Linked DNA regions of Homo sapiens: region 1 is linked to region 2. The links are chromatin loops, found by intact Hi-C in ENCODE. Cell type or tissue: natural killer cell. All regions are shown on one strand.

Region 1 (8,000 bases), 140 kb after region 2:
ACTATTTAATTTCGTACAGTTGTGTGAAAGATAAAATTTTAATTCATATAAGTATTTAGTATAGTTCCTGAAACATACTAAGTCCTCAATATGTGTTAGTATTTTTATTAGTATAAGAACCCTTTCAATATGTAATTGGTACAGAATGCAGTCAGATATGTAACTCCTTTCTTCTCTACACTTCATCAATATCTCTCAAATGTTCCCCTCCCTTTCTTCATGATTTTGCCTGGTGTATTAGCTCAGGCTGCCATACAAAATACCATAGACTGGGTGTCCTAAACAACAGACATTTATTTGTCACAGTTCCAGAGACTGGAAGTCCAAGATCAAGGCGTCAGCTGATTCAGGTCCTGGCGAGGCTTGCATGGACATTTTGCTCTCTCCTCTCATGGATGAGAGAGAACCCTCTCATGTCTCTTCTTATAAGGACACTAATTCCATCATGGGGGCTCCACCTTCATGAGATTATTACCTCCTGAAGGCCTCATCTCCAAATACCATTGCATTGGGAGTTAGGGCTTCGACATACAAATTTGGGGGATGGAGGAAACAATTCAGTCCATAGCACCTTGGTGATGTCTCCCATCATCTCATCCTTAGACTATTACAGCTGTCTTGAGACCAATATTGTTCAATTCTTGTCTATCCCCATTCCACACTGAAGCATTCTAAAAAGCAAAATTGGCCATGTCATAAAATCATCTAATGACAATCATTAGGCTATAGAATAAAAGGAAAAAATCAGGAGCTGGGCATGGTGACTCACGCCCGTAATCCCAGCACTTTGAGAGGCCGAGGCAGGTGAATCATCTGAGGTCAGGAGTTCGAGACCAGCCTGGCCAACATAGTGTGAAACCCCGTCTCTACAAAAAATACAAAAATTAGCCGGGCATGGTGGCAGACGCCTGTAATCCCAGCTACTTGGGAGGCTGAGGCAGGAAAATGTCTTGAACCCGGGAGGCAGAGGTTGCAGTGAGCCAAGATCATGCCATTGTACTTCAGCCTGAGCAACAAGAGTGAAACTCTGTCTCAAAAGTAAATAAATAAATAAAAATTTAAAAAATAAAATAAATATTCACTACTTCTCCACATAGTCTTTAATGTCCTAACCATACTTAACTAGTGCTGCCACCTAAAAGTGATATGACTTCTGATAAAACTTGACTTAAATAGCACAACTAAATTCACTGTTGCTTGCTGAGTTCATCACTTATGGTGATGAGAGAGGAGACGGAATAGAATTGAAACTAATTTCCATCTTGATACCCATGATAAATAGGCTTCAGTAAGGTGTTAGTGGAAGATATGCTAATGTGATACACACTTAAAGCTAATATCTGAGGGTAACAAAGATGTTGTTGTTTAGGTGTGTTGCACACTCTTTAACCCTTAATGTGGCTGGCATCTCTTATTGACATGTGCATATCACTGCCATGCCATACCATGTTTGACCCAGAGAATTAATGAAACATTCCCATTGTTTATCAGTTTTGTATTCAGGCTAAGTAAGTTTCCTATCTATTTCCTTGCCATTGTTCTCCAAATTAATAATAAATTTTAATTTTCCTGGCAGATCCTATTTTTTTTCTGAGACAGAGTCTTACTGTATTGCCCAGGATGGAGTGCCGTGGCACAATCATAGCTCCCTGCAGCTTCAATCTCCTGGGCTCAAGAGATACTCCCACTTTGGGCTCCCGAGTAGCCAGGACTATAAACACGTGCTACCATGACCAGCTAATTTTTAAAATTTTTTTTACAGAGCATTTTTAAAAGAGCACTTTTTAAAAAATGGATGACCGAAGTCTTCCATTCTACTCTTGGGTAATGAAAATACAGTTACCGATTTTTTAAAATGTATCTCTCTAAGATTTGTATTCAGAAATAGTATGTATAAAACTTGACTAGAGAGTAGAAAAAATTTTTGAGGCTGTTTTATCTTGGAATAAGTATGGCAACGAAAGCACTGTGTTTCTCTCTCAACCTCGTCTATGAGCCACTTTAGTTGGTATCAACATGGTGATACTGTAACACACTATGGCTCTCTCTCCCAGGTTCTTACCTGTATTTCCATTCTTGGTTTGCAACTTTTTCCATGTATTATTTGTTGTTATTTTCATTATTTAAAGTTACCTCTAATTTATGATTCAGTGCCTACATAGTTCTTTAAGGAAATATATAGTCTACAATCCTTTGTATGATCATACTTTAATTACATGAATCAACTGGTACATTATTAAAGAGGAGATCCGGAAATAAAGGAAAATGGGTTTACCAGTACTAGAGAAACAGGAAGTAGGGAAAGGTAATTTGGGGAATTAGCAATTGAATCATAAATTTCTTTAAAAATGAATGGTTAGCCATCATTCTCAGCAAAGTGTCGCAAGGACAGAAAACCAAACACCGCATGTTCTCACTCATAGATGGGAATTGAACAATGAGAACACTTGGACACAGGAAGGGGGACATCACACACTGGGGCCTGTCATGGGGTAGGGGGGATGGGGGAGGGATAGCATTAGGAGATATACCTAATGTAAATGACGAGTTAATGGGTGCAGCACACCAACATGGCACATGTATACATATGTAACAAACCTGCATGTTGTGCACATGTACCCTAGAACTTAAAGTATAATAATAAAAAGAAAAAAAATTAATGGTTAGCACAATACCCATGATCTAATGCTGTACTCAACAGTTTACATATTATAAAACTCAAGTGAATAGAAGAAAGTGACGTTTTTACAATATGTTGTTTTTTGTTTTTTGTTTTTTGTTTTCAGAGAAAAGTATACCATATTAAAGGTGAAGTGTGAATATCACTGGGCCAGAGGCGGTAACAAACTTTGATCCTCACAGAAGTACTCTCTCAGTTGCTTTAGCATAACTGAAATAGCCTGCCTCATTAAGTATCACTTTCCTTGCAGTCAGTTGCTAAAGATCACTCCTCTAATAAGATGTCAGAAATATTTTTGTTCTTCACATATTTTGTACTTCAAGGCCACTATGTCCCTGCTTAATAATTTCTTTTGCTGGGTACAGTGGCATGCACATATAGTCCCAGCTACTCAGGTGGCTGAGGTGAGATGATCACTGGAGCCCAGGAGTTCAAGACTGTAGTGCACTGTGAGTGTGCTTGTGAATAGCCACTGCATTCTGGCTTGGGCAACATGAGAGAAATAAATATTGTTTTACAAAATAATTTTTCCTATTTTCGAATCTGTGTTTTTTGCTTATACCATCATTTTCCTATTCATGTTACTGTGGTTACCATTTCTTATGATCTTCTCTCTTCCCAGGCCACCATTTTCCTCTCCACATCTCTCTGAAGACACCATCTTTCTGTCCCCTTCTGCCGGTTTCTTACTCCTACTTGTTCTTCATCCTCATTGTAACCTCCCTTCCTTCCACCCTTAGTTGTTCTTGAAAAATACAATCTGGAACCTCAGATTGGAACTGTTAAGGATATTTTCACCAGCCCCCCTGATTTCCTCACTAGCTTGGCTTCCTCCTTAAGAAATTTTGCCAATCACCCAACCTACAGAATAGGAGAAAAATTTTGCAATCCACCCATCTGACAAAGAGCTAATATCCAGAATCTACAAAGAACTTAAACAAATTTATAAGAAAAAAACAAACAACCCCATCAAAAAGTGGGCAAAGGATATGAACAGACATTTCTCAAAAGAAGACATTTATGTGGCCAACAGGCACATGAAAAAATGCTCATCATCACTGGTCATTAGAGAAATGCAAATCAAAACCACAGTGAAATACCATCTCACGCCAGTTAGAATGGCGATCATTAAAAAGTCAGGAAAGAACAGGTGCTGGAGAGGATGTGGAGAAATAGGAACGCTTTTACACTGCTGGTGGGAGTGTAAATTAGTTCAACCATTGTGGAAGACAGTGTGGTGATTCCTCAAGGATCTAAAACTAGAAATACCATTTGACCCAGCGATCCCATTACTGGGTATATACCCGAAGGATTATAAATCATGCTACTATGAAGACACATGCACACATATGTTTATTGAGGCACTATTCACAATAGCAAAGACTTGGAACCAACCCAAATGTCCAACAATGATAGACTGGATTAAGAAAATGTGGCACATATACACCATGGAATACTATGCAGACATAAAAAAGGATGAGTTCATGTCCTTTGTGGGGACATGGATGAAGCTGGAAACCATCATTCTCAGCAAACTATCACAAGGACAGAAAAGCAAACACCACATGTTCTCACTTATAGGTGGAAGTTGAACAACGAGAACACTTGGACACAGGGTGGGGAACATCACACACCGGGGCCTGTCATGAAATGGGGGGCTGCAGGAAGGATAGCATTAGGAGAAATACCTAATGTAAATGATGAGTTGATGGGTGCAGCAAACCAACATGGCACATGTATACCTATGTAACAAACCTGCACGTTGTGCACATGTACCCTAGAACTTTAAGTACAGTTAAAAAATATTATATATGTATACACACATATATATAGAAAAAAGGAAATTTTGCCAATCACCAACCCACTCTATGCCACACAGTTCTCTTTTGTCAGCCAATTAGTGCTACTCTGTAACGGATACTTATTTATTATAAGTACTCTTAACTAAGCCATCTCTGCTTCTGAGACATCCTTTGGATTATTTTTAATTGATAAGTCTTAAGCGATCTTTGAAACAGATTCTACTGCCCTGAAGTCTGTGTTTTATACATTCTATCCTCACTGTCTAGTCAAGACATGAAAACAACATGCTGTTATCTCACACGACTTTCCTTATGTTCTCTGATCATTTCTCTTTGCCGTCTCTCTTCTTTGCCATTTTTCGTTTCATCTTAGATGAGAAAGTAAGTAGCTCATTCTCACCAAAGCCAGCTCTCCCAATTGTGCCTTTCATCTGTTTTTCCTACTCTTGGAACTTGTTTCATTGAATTTTCCACAACTGCCTCACATCTTAAATATTTCTCTCTCCTGTAGGTCTTTCTTGTCCATCTAGAAATATGTATCACTTTACACTGCCTAGAAGAGCTTACTCGTAATGCCGCTGCTTTATCAAATTACTGCCCTGCCTCTCTTCTTTCTTTAACCAACAACTACTCTTGAAGAGTAGTTCATACAAGTTGCCTGTTCTCATCACCTTGTGTTCACAGTTAAGCCTTCAGAGTACCTTGCTTATTCTCTTTCTTTCATCACTCATAACGTTGGACACCAAATCCACTGACCACTCTTCTCATCTGCATATCCTTCAATTCTTCTGTAGAAATCAGTACTGATAACCAGCCTTCCTTGAAAAGTCCATCTCTCTTGGTTTTCACGACACCCTATTCTTTTACAAGTATTTTCCTGCTAACTCCCAGGTCATAGCCCTTTCTTCTTATGCCTGAAAACTCTGAAGTATATGTATTTTCCAGGGATTGCCTTTGCATTTTTTATATCATAGTGATAATTTTCAGATCTATCAACTTGAGCCTAACTTCTCTCTCCAAATATAAGCTCACATTTTCAAATGTCTTTTGGATACATTCACTTGGGTTTCTCTCTGATCGCTTGTCCTTAAGATGTACAGATATTGTCATCAACTTTGCTCCTCTGCCTTATCCTAATTGCTCTGATCTCAGTGTTATTCTTTCACTCCTTTCTTTTCTTCTTCCTCTTGATACTTTTTCTGGTTTTCCTAACCTAAAAGCTAGGGTAATTTCTTTCACTTCATACTCATACTCTCAGATGAGTGGCTGTCAAACTAACTGATCATCAGAATTGCTTATGCTTTCAGAAATTATGGTTTGATGAGTCTCACTATAGACTTACTAAATTAGAATCTCTGGTGATGAAGTCCCACAATCTGTATATTTTTAAGCTCTCTTACTCTTTTCTGATTTGAGGGTACTACTAGAGATTCTGTCTCTAAATTTCTGTGCCTACCCCTTCATTACATTGCAGGGGCCACTCCTATGCCATTCCCCTACCTCAGGCCTTCATTACTGAGACCACAGCAATCCTTCCCTAACTGGTGTCCCTGCCTCTAGCATTCTCTCCACCAACCTATTTTCTTTCCTGTGAGTTTAAGCTATGTGAATATGCCACACCTCTTCTCCGAAATTTAAAATGGCACTCCATTTTTCTGTAAAGTAATTATGTATTGTTTAACCTGGCCCTCAATATTCCTTCATGACCTAGTGCTACAAACATCTCGTTACTCACCTTCATGGGAACCTTTAACACCAGCCAAAAGGAACAACTTACAGTAATTTATGCATTTGCTTTTTGCCTCTCTTTATGCTGCTCTCACTGCCTTTGCCTCAATATTTGTATGTTCAAATATGGCCCATCTTCATGGCCCAGCCAAAATTCTTTCTTCTTTCCCCAAAGTTCCCTGATAATCATCAATAGGAAGAACCTCTTGTTTTCCCTGAATTTTTATGTAACTTTTATAAATCTCTCTTATAATACTTATCTCCTACCTTTTCTTATAGGGTATATACAAATATATATGTAATATGCACAACTATATAATCTTTTTGTTGTTGTTTTTTGTTTTTTGAGACGGAGTCTCACTCTGTCGCCCAGGCTGGAGTACAGTGCACTCGACTTGATCTTGGCTCACTGCAACCTCCGCCTCCCGAGTTCAAGCGATTCTCCTGCCTCAGCCTCCCAAGTAGCTGAGACTGCAGGCATGCACCACTGTGCCCGGCTAATTTTTTTTTTTTTTTTATGGTAGAGATGGGCTTTCACCATGTTGACCAGGCTGGTCTTGCACTCCTGACCTGAGGTGATCCACCTGCCTCGGCCTCCCGAAGTGAATGTATATAATCATTGAGAGCAGATCCAGATGTAATTCAACATTTTATCTATCACATTTTATCTAATACATTTTGATGCTGAAGAAATATATTTCTTGAATAACAAACAGCAGCCAAAGTTTATCTGGAACTGTTCGAAGTGTTCCACTTTTCAACCAATAAATCCTCACAATCCACAAAACCTTATTTGGGAGGCACTAATAGTATATTCAATTTACAGATGAGGAAATTGAGCCTCAGAGCAGTTAAGTAACTAATACAAGGTCACACAGCTAGTGAAGGCCCTCAAGTAGCCTGGTTCCAGAGTCCATGCTTTTAATCATTCTGCCTTTTTTTGTGAATAAATTCCACCCAGTCATATTTTTTAACCTCAGTGCATTTTTTAACATTTAATTGGCTGAGGGCTTATATTCAAAAGAGATCTTTTTCTTTTAATTGAATTTGACAGAGGCAAGCTTTAAATTTTATCATAAATAGCCTTCGAGAAGGCAAATAATGTGATTTACAATTAGGATTCATCAACTTCAAGGAAGAAGTGGAAATTTGCTTATAGGAAAAATTTAAATGTGTTGCATAGTTACATAAAGCTCTGTTGTACAATTTTATAGAGACTGTAAAACAGAATACTTATAAATTAATAAGTAATTGAAATAAACATCATTTGATTCTTATACTCATTGAATTATACAATCTCCAAGACATGTGATTTCCTTCTCCCCATCTTTTTCCCCCAATGCCAGAGTATTTGCAAATAAATATTTAATCCATGGTTATATTAAAGCTGCTTTGCTACCATGAAAAAAAATTTTTTTTACAAACATCTTTCACAGACTTTGTAACTGGACAAACTCCACCCGGTAAAAAAATAAGTGCATGGAAACAAAACAAGAATGTAGCAAGATCTGCCTAGTTTATTAAACATGAAATTGAATAGTGGAAATAGCTCCATTTGGGAAGCTTAGGAAGCATAGTGACCAAAAAACTGTATGGCTGCTCATTCATTAGTCTTAAACTATTAATGTCAAACTCATAGTACCCAGAGTTAAATAAGATTCTGATGCTTCTACTCTTAAAAAGAAAAATGGAAGCATGTAGTTATGAGCCTGGGGCAAAAAGAAGCTCTAATATCTACCATATATTTGCTAATAATATCAGACACACCTGTGAACCAGTTTAACCATTAA
Region 2 (8,000 bases):
TTATTATTTATTTTCTTCTACCTAATATGTTTATATTTTTATCTTTACTTGGCTTTTAAATTAAATTATCTTATTTTAGTTTTGTTTTGTAGATACAATTAAGTCTAAATTTACCTTTAAGTATCACCGTAGCTGCTTTCCAACAAATTTTAGCATATAGTGCTTTTCACTGTCATTTAGTCCTAAACAGTTAATAATTTCTATTTTAATTCCTTGAATTAATTTAGAAGTGCATTTAAAATTTCTTAAACATATGGTTTTTTTGCTACTTTTTAATTATTGATTTCTAATTTAATAATATTGGATAAAAAATGTAATATGTCTAAAATGTCTTTATTTTGCCTGCAATCTTGCATAATATAATAGGTTGACAGGGTATAAAATTCTAGGTTAATACTTATACTTCCTTAACACCTTGAAAATATCATTTCATTGTTTCTTACCATCTGTTGTAACCAGTAAGAAGTTTATTGTCAGTCCATTATTCTAATGTAGATAATTTGTATTTTCTCCTTCTACTAGACTTTAAGATTCTCCAGTTTCATTACAATATATATTCATCTAGGTTTAACCTTATATATTTGATCCTTATTTTTTCTACTTAGTACTTTGTACTTTCAACCTAATGACTTATGTATTTCTTTAATTCTGGAAAATTCTCAGCAATACTTTTCATATACTTTTACTATTTCCTTCATTCGCTTTTTCTGGAAGATTTGTTGGAGGTCTTTTCTGTAGCATGAATATTACATCATAATTTTAAGCCTTATCTTTCTGTGCTGCATTCTGGGTAAGTTCCTTAGTTTTTGTTACCCCTTCATTAATTCACCCTTTGATCCCAGTTTAAAGTTATCCCATTTATTGTATCTTTTAATTGCAGTAACTGTATTTTTTTTTTTTTTTTTTTTTGAGACGGAGTCTAGCTCTGTCGCCCAGGCTGGAGTGCAGTGGCGTGATCGCGGCTCACTGCAAGCTCCGCCTCCCGGGTTCACGCCGTTCTCCTGCCTCAGCCTCCCAAGTAGCTGGGACTACAGGCACCCACCACCACGCCCAGCTAATTTTTTGTATTTTTAGTAGAGACGGGGTTTCACCGTGTTAGCCAGGTTGGTCTCGATCTTCTGACCCCATGATCCGCCCGCCTTGGCCTCCCAAAGTGGCGGGATTACAGGCGTGAGCCACAGCGCCCGGCCAGTGATTGTATTTTTTTCAGTTTTAAGCTTTGTGTTTTTCATCTTTACCTATTCTTATTTCACTTCTGACTGTGTATATTTTATGAATTCATTGTTTTTATTGACGGTTTTGTCTTTATTAATTTCTGGTCATTGTTAGCATATTCTTTTAATACCTTTGTCAGATTGTTTCATAAAGTTAATTTTATCTAAAGTGCATTTATGTTCAAATTGTTGATTTTATTAATTGCCTTTTATTTGTACCTGCCCAGTGTCTTGATTTTTGTTCCGTTTCTGGTTCACAAAAAATGTTTGCTTGTATTTGTCCTTGGCATCATTTTTACTCCCCAACCTTATTTTTTTAATCCATCATTGGTATGTATTTAGAGTGGACTTTCCTGCTTGAACTCATTGTGCATCTTGAACTGAGAGTCCCAAACAGCCTGGTTGAGTAAGAGGGGAAAATAAAAAAAAAATTTTTTGGAGTTGTCTGTCATTCAATAGTTTTTAATGTCAATTAGGACAAAAGCAACCTTTTCTTTCCTTACATCCATGTTGGTACTCATGGCTCTGAAAAGTTTACTTTGAATTAACTTGAAGCTATTCTTATTTAGATTGGCTTAATCTTAGAACTGTTTGGCTGTTACTTATAATTTACTTCCTAATGCAATATACTACCATAAACATTGAAAAGTATGGTTTTTTGGAGGGAAAAGATAACAGTGAGACTGGCGATGTTTGAGTGCCAAAAGATATTACTTAAAGACTTCCCCAGTGAATACTTGTATGAAAGCTTTCTGTGATCTAGTCTGGATATGATGGTGCTCCCTCAGCCAGAACCTCTGCTTAATTCCCCTCTCCCTTTCACTCAACACATATTTTATTGAGCACCTATTATATGCCAGGCACTGCTCTATGCACTGGATATATGACAGCAGACAGATCATATAAAATCTCTACCCTCTTGGAACCTACATTCCAGCTTATTGTTAATAATAGCTTTGCTCAGAGAGGGTTTTTATTAATCACTGAAACACTGAAGAAAGTATAATTCTAGGATTGTTTATTTTACAAAGTATTGGTAGGAAAAGTAAAGTGATGATTCTAGGATCTGCTTTTGTTATCTTTCAACCCAGGAAGTATATCTAGGGGAAGCCACTTTTATTCTTATTACATTTCTAGAAACCTGCCACAAGAAATCCTAACCACATACATATATACTTGTGTTTCTCTATTTTCGATAGTAAATCTATGCTGGTGGAAGACTATCAGTTATTCTAATGTTATTGTTATGGATTTAAGATAAAATAAGCACAGGAGAAGACTGATAATCTGTTTTATTTGTCTATCAATCAAAGGTGCCAGTTTTAGAAAACATGTTCACTTCTTCCAGCTTTGAAAACAAAGTTAAACTAAAGCAATGAAAGGGAAGCACATTGTCAGTTTAAACCTCAAAGTTACATTTTAAAACATAATCAAAGAAGGGGCCCATATTTAATTAGATACAAGATACAGATTAGAGTTTCTCTCATTAATTAGGTAGCTGTGTGAGAAATCACTCTTAAAAGCAGTTTTAGGGTATTAGTTTTCACTGACTTACACATTTTGTTCTGATCTGCTGCTGTGATTAATGAATTTTTGAGCAATGACGATTAGGTTAATTTGAGTTCATTATTCAAATACCAGCGCCTAACAGATGGAACACTAAACTGAAGGTCAGGAAATGTGAATTCCACTCTAGGCTCACAGCTGACTTTCCATGCAATTTGAATTTCTTCTGCTTTGTGAAGATATTTGTGGATTAATGTTACTGTAAATAAAATGCTCTAAATGACAAGGATATAAAGTACTATGAAAGCAAATGGGAAAAAATGATAACTTAGGATAAAGAGTCTCTCTTCATCTGGGAATAATATTTAGAATTCATAAACAACCTTTTAGGGGAAAATTTAGATGCTGTACAGGTGGCAGAATTGCTTTTTTTTACTTGACTTTAAAATAATAATACCTGATACTTGAATAGTGATTTCCAGGTTTTTAAACACTTTCTTGTCCTACTCTTATGTGAACCTTAGAAAAGCCCTGTAAGTTAGACCATTATTCTCTGTGGCCTCATGTGGAAAATAGACAATAATCTGATTTCCTGGAGAGATTAAGAGAGATTAGACATATATATGTTGTCCTTCAAACCTGATGCCATTTTAGAGTTCTCCATGTAAGAAGTTCCTGTCATTCTTACCTAGCCTCATATCTTCACATAGTTCAGAAATAACGTGTTTTCTCAAGCATATAACTTGGTCTTCTTATTTTCCTTAGGCCTTCAAAATGCATTGTCGACTTGTTTTCTTCTGAAGAACTGTTCCTGTAAACAGCTCCTAGCATTTATTGCAGACTAGCAGAGCAGTAAAAGAACTGCAGTTATTTCAGGCTAAGAATCTACCTCCCCTCACTGACTGTCTTTTGAGGACTTGGATATAAATCTGATTCTGTCTTGTAACCAAAATATGAGTTGCTTTGATTTTGTGAAATACAAGAGCACACTCAGTGTTCAAACTATTCCACAAAGAGAAAATATATTATCTGTGTTACTATCTAGTGTTCACTAAGAATCCAAGCTAAGTCAAAAGGCCAGGTATGGTTGGCATTTACTGTGAATTTATGAATCATCCATGATTTTGTTGCTGCTGCTTCTTATTCCATACTTGGCCATTGCCAGCAATGGGACTTTATACAGGTGAGTTGGCTGAGTTTCAGTACAATGCTCTGTTTAATTGTAAACATATATGCACTGGGTATAAATAGGGTGGTGTTTTGTACCAGGTATTTTTTTCAGGTAACCAGGTCAATAATAAATTATTGAGTGATATACTGTGATGTTTTTCAGTTTGTGGATTAATTTCACAAACTGCATGGAAGCAAAAAGCCTTGCTCTGTTATAACTCAAACAAAAGCCCACAGAAGGAGAGAAAGGATGCTGCAAAGGCTGGAGCCAGCCAGTTTGAACCGGCACTAGTTAGTAGTGACACAGAGAAAAGAGGTGGGACCAGCACAGGAAGGAGGAGCATTCACACTCAGAGGGGAATTACATTCAGCCACTGCCTCATTTCTCAGGTTCACTGTAAAGGCCATTTAGAGGATGTAATTTAACTGTGTGGTTATAGGCCTAATGTTTTCACAAACTTCTTATTCTTCTGTGAAGGAGACACAGAAGTAGCTGTTTGTGCTACAGCAGTGCTTTTTGCATTTCCCCTCCTGAGATTTGCTTTTTTCCCCCCTCCCATTTAGAACTGAATGTGGATACTGGTAAAATAGCATCCTTAGTTTTGGACATTTCCTGAGAAAAAAATGAAAACAAAACCAGCTTTTAGAGAATTTCTAAGATCATGGCAAGGAAAAGTACTTAAAAAAAAAAAAGTCTAAGCAGATAACACCATCCAAAGCAAATAAAACTCCTTCAAAACGATATCTAGTTACAATATTGTAGAATGTGCATAAAGAAACTCCATTTGCTCTAAATAAATAGAGACAGGATATCTTTTATAACACCTGGTGAAAATTAAAGTTACAAAAGACTTTCTTAAGTAAAGGCAGTCAAATTGATTAACATTATATGATCAGTCATGTGAATATTTAAAATACAAATAGCCATTTTTTAAAATGAGAATGACTTTTAAGAATGAGTTAAATTGAGTGGGCAAGAAGGTGATTATAGGTCTTCTGGTATCTTTCAAGCTCATCATTGTCAAATCAGTTCTGTCTCATTAATTTCAGGGTTTACTACTACTAGGCAGCAATCCAAAACTATTTAAAACCTGCTGGATGGTTTTCACTCTAGGAGTCACTGCCAACCCCATCCCCCAACCAAAAATACAGGGACTGGAGACAAAACTGGGAGAAATGTTTAACACAAACACTCTGCCATGCAGACATCCTTAGGAATTTGAAGATTCAGCAACTTTAGGGTAGATTCTCACCAGTTGAGTTCAGGTGCATATGAAATAAAACCCACAGCTAAGTTAGGCGTGTATGTTGATGTTTCATTTAGTAGATGCTATCCAGAATTAACTCATAATATTGTAATGACTTTGGAAGTCAATATGTGATGATACAATTGATTTTAAATTTTCCGTGGTAATTGTAGTCATGAAAAACCTGAATAATCTAATAATCTTATTTTAGACATCGGTTTCAATTTTTCTTCTCACAAAGCCTTATATTGGAGCAATTTGCAAGAAAACCATGTTCTTTATTCCTCCTCACTCTTTGGTAGATACCCATGGGGTAAGGAATTGTCCAGAAATAAGAGGTTGTACAAGAAGCCTATCTTATCTAAACCAAAAGTGAATAATTTGCATTGTTAACTAGCCACTTTTTCTTAGTTGTCGACTCATTGACACCGTACATTGGCCAAATATTTTATGAAAGCTAATCTGTACTGTAGCTTCAGAGTGCTAAGATGATAGCAAGTGAGTTTATGATGATCCCATAATCTTTGAAGAAACTTATGTACTGGACAATAAACTAACAATGCCAGGTAGTAATCAATTAAGAAAACTCTTAAGAGGCAGACACAATAAGGAGTTAATTCTGGAAAAACAGTGGACTAGGTGTATTTGGAAAAGGCTATAACTTGAGTTATTCCCTGGAAGAGGGGTCCCATTGGCTGAAAGGAGAGAGGAGAGGGAATAGTATGAAATAGTTATGGAAGATTGGAGAGTTTCTCAGGGTTAATAGTGGGTTCTGAGTTTGAGACTAGTGAGAAGCTTAAGTTTACAGATACAGTGGGGTCAGGTTAAAGATTGTAAAGTTAATCTTTTTCTAGATCAGGGATTAAAAACCCAAATGCCTTCTGGGGCCAGAGAAGCTACTTCAGCGAGGCTCTAGGGACTGGCAAAAGGGGTGGTAACAGGTGAATATGTGCCCTAAGAGGAAGCCATTATTTACCTCCACCTAATCATTCCTTATGGCAAGGACTTCTTATTTTTCAAGAGAAATTGATTATCTGAACGATTGTGTGAAGTACCTGGATTTTTAAAACACTAGGCAAATCAAACAAAACCCATTTTGAGGCAGATTTTAAACTACACCCATAACTATGTAGGAAAAGGGAGTCTTGGAGCTTTTTAGTCAGGCCAGAGATAATGATGAATACTTTAGGAAGGTTATCACAGTGGTTACCTATTGGTGATTTTGAATGGAAAAGACCTGTGGACCCAAGTCATAGACTCCAGGAAGCCTTTTCTGCCCCTTCTGCAATGAAGAGTTAGGAAGACATTTAAATAAGTAATCAGCAAGATTTGATGACTGACTAAACTGGCTGTCACATGTGTTCTTTAGGGTGCTTTGGCTAGGGGGACAGATTGTAGTTCTTTAAAGCTGGCCTTTCCCTGTCTCTCATAAAAGTATTTTTTGTCCACAATATCTGCACCACCTGCCTCTAGCCAGTGGTGGTGCCTCTACAACTTCACTTGTAATTGCTCAGAAAATTGAACAGTAAGGGGTGGGTGGGTGGGTTGGTTAGTTCTTAAGGTTCTTCTGAGATATGGGATGTAGTGAGAAAAGCTTTAACCACTCATCTTACAATCAGAAGACTTGGAATCAAGTCCCAATTTTGCTACTTCCTGGCCTTATGACCTTGGACAGATCACACACCTTCTTGAACCTGGCACATTCTTCCTTATCTTGGGGCTGTGGCACAAGCTGTGTTCCCTGACCTGCATAATCTCTCTCTTCACCTTTACCTGACCCTCACCTTCTTGTCCTTAAGATCACAGCTAAAATGTCACTTCCTCAGAGAGGCCTTCCATGACCTTCCCATCTAAAGTGGAGCTTCTATCAGTTTCCTTGGGCTAATGTAACAAATTACCGTAAACTGGGTGGTTACATGTCCAAATTCAAGATGTTTCCAGCAGCATCCTCCATCTAAAAAGTAGGGAAGAATCCTTCCTGGCCTCCTTCTAGCTGCTGGTGGTTCCCAGCAATCCTTAGTGTGCCTTGGCTTGCAGCTGCAACATTCCTACCCCTTCCTTTGTGGTCACATGGCCTTCTTCCCTGTGTGTGTCTGGGTCTCTTCACATGGCCTTCTTATAAGAACATCAGTCATTGGATTTAGAACCCACCTCACTTCTGCAAGACCTCATTTTATCTAATGACGTCTGCAAAGATTCTATTTCCAAATAAAGTCAACTTCTAAGGTTCCAGGTATACATGAATTGAGGTGTAGGGGGGGCACTATTCAACCCAGTACCAACCCCCTTTTTAAATTATCTTTATTGTATTTACTATATTTGTAGTTATATATTAATTTGTTGGTTTATCTTTCTAACATGGGAATTCTATGAAGGCAAGCTTTAAGTCCATTTTATTCATTTCTATATACTCAATGCCTGGATAATTTTTGATACCTAAAAGCTAACCAAAAAGTATTTATTTAGTACATTAAGTAATCTTTTTTCCCTCTGGCTAATTGTCTTCATTGATGAAATAATGGGGTTGGAATTGCTAGTCTTTAAGGTATTTTGCAGTTCCAGTAGTATGTGACTCTGTTTTTTACAGATGCCCAGTGACCCCAAGTTGCTCTGTGAATCAGGGCAGCAGGCATTTACATGTATACATTTTTTTATTATGATGATTGTACTGTACCTTCCCTTTAGGTCCTACTTGAAGAAAAAGAGGAAAAAATAAACACATGACATTGAAATACCAATTGGTTTGCCTGGTTTTGAAGAGAGAATTATAAAAGAGATAACCAAGGTTGTATATTCTGATTAAGTATAGTAAACACTCATTCTGTGTTATGTAGTAAATACACTAGAGATTATATAAACTGGA

The links. Peaks named below come from ENCODE experiments on the same cell type or tissue, not always from the same donor. Only the 100,000 strongest peaks of a DNase experiment are listed, where the experiment ranks them.
Region 1: a loop joins it to region 2, with 2.1 times the contacts of the local background. A loop is called at or near these places in 44 of 110 quality-filtered maps.

Annotation. Positions count from the first base shown.
Region 1 is chr5:91,080,753-91,088,752 of GRCh38, forward strand. The region is part of intron 86 of ADGRV1 (adhesion G protein-coupled receptor V1); the gene reads left to right. Among named protein-coding and RNA genes, the nearest start is that of LUCAT1, 230 kb to the right of the region's middle. In natural killer cell, no CTCF peak of the experiment used is centred here; no DNase peak of the experiment used is centred here; H3K27me3 peaks cover 269 bases.
Region 2 is chr5:90,936,567-90,944,566 of GRCh38, forward strand. All of the region lies in intron 83 of ADGRV1 (adhesion G protein-coupled receptor V1), which reads left to right. Among named protein-coding and RNA genes, the nearest start is that of LUCAT1, 370 kb to the right of the region's middle. In natural killer cell, no CTCF peak of the experiment used is centred here; a DNase peak (open chromatin) is centred at 4,215; H3K27ac peaks cover 832 bases.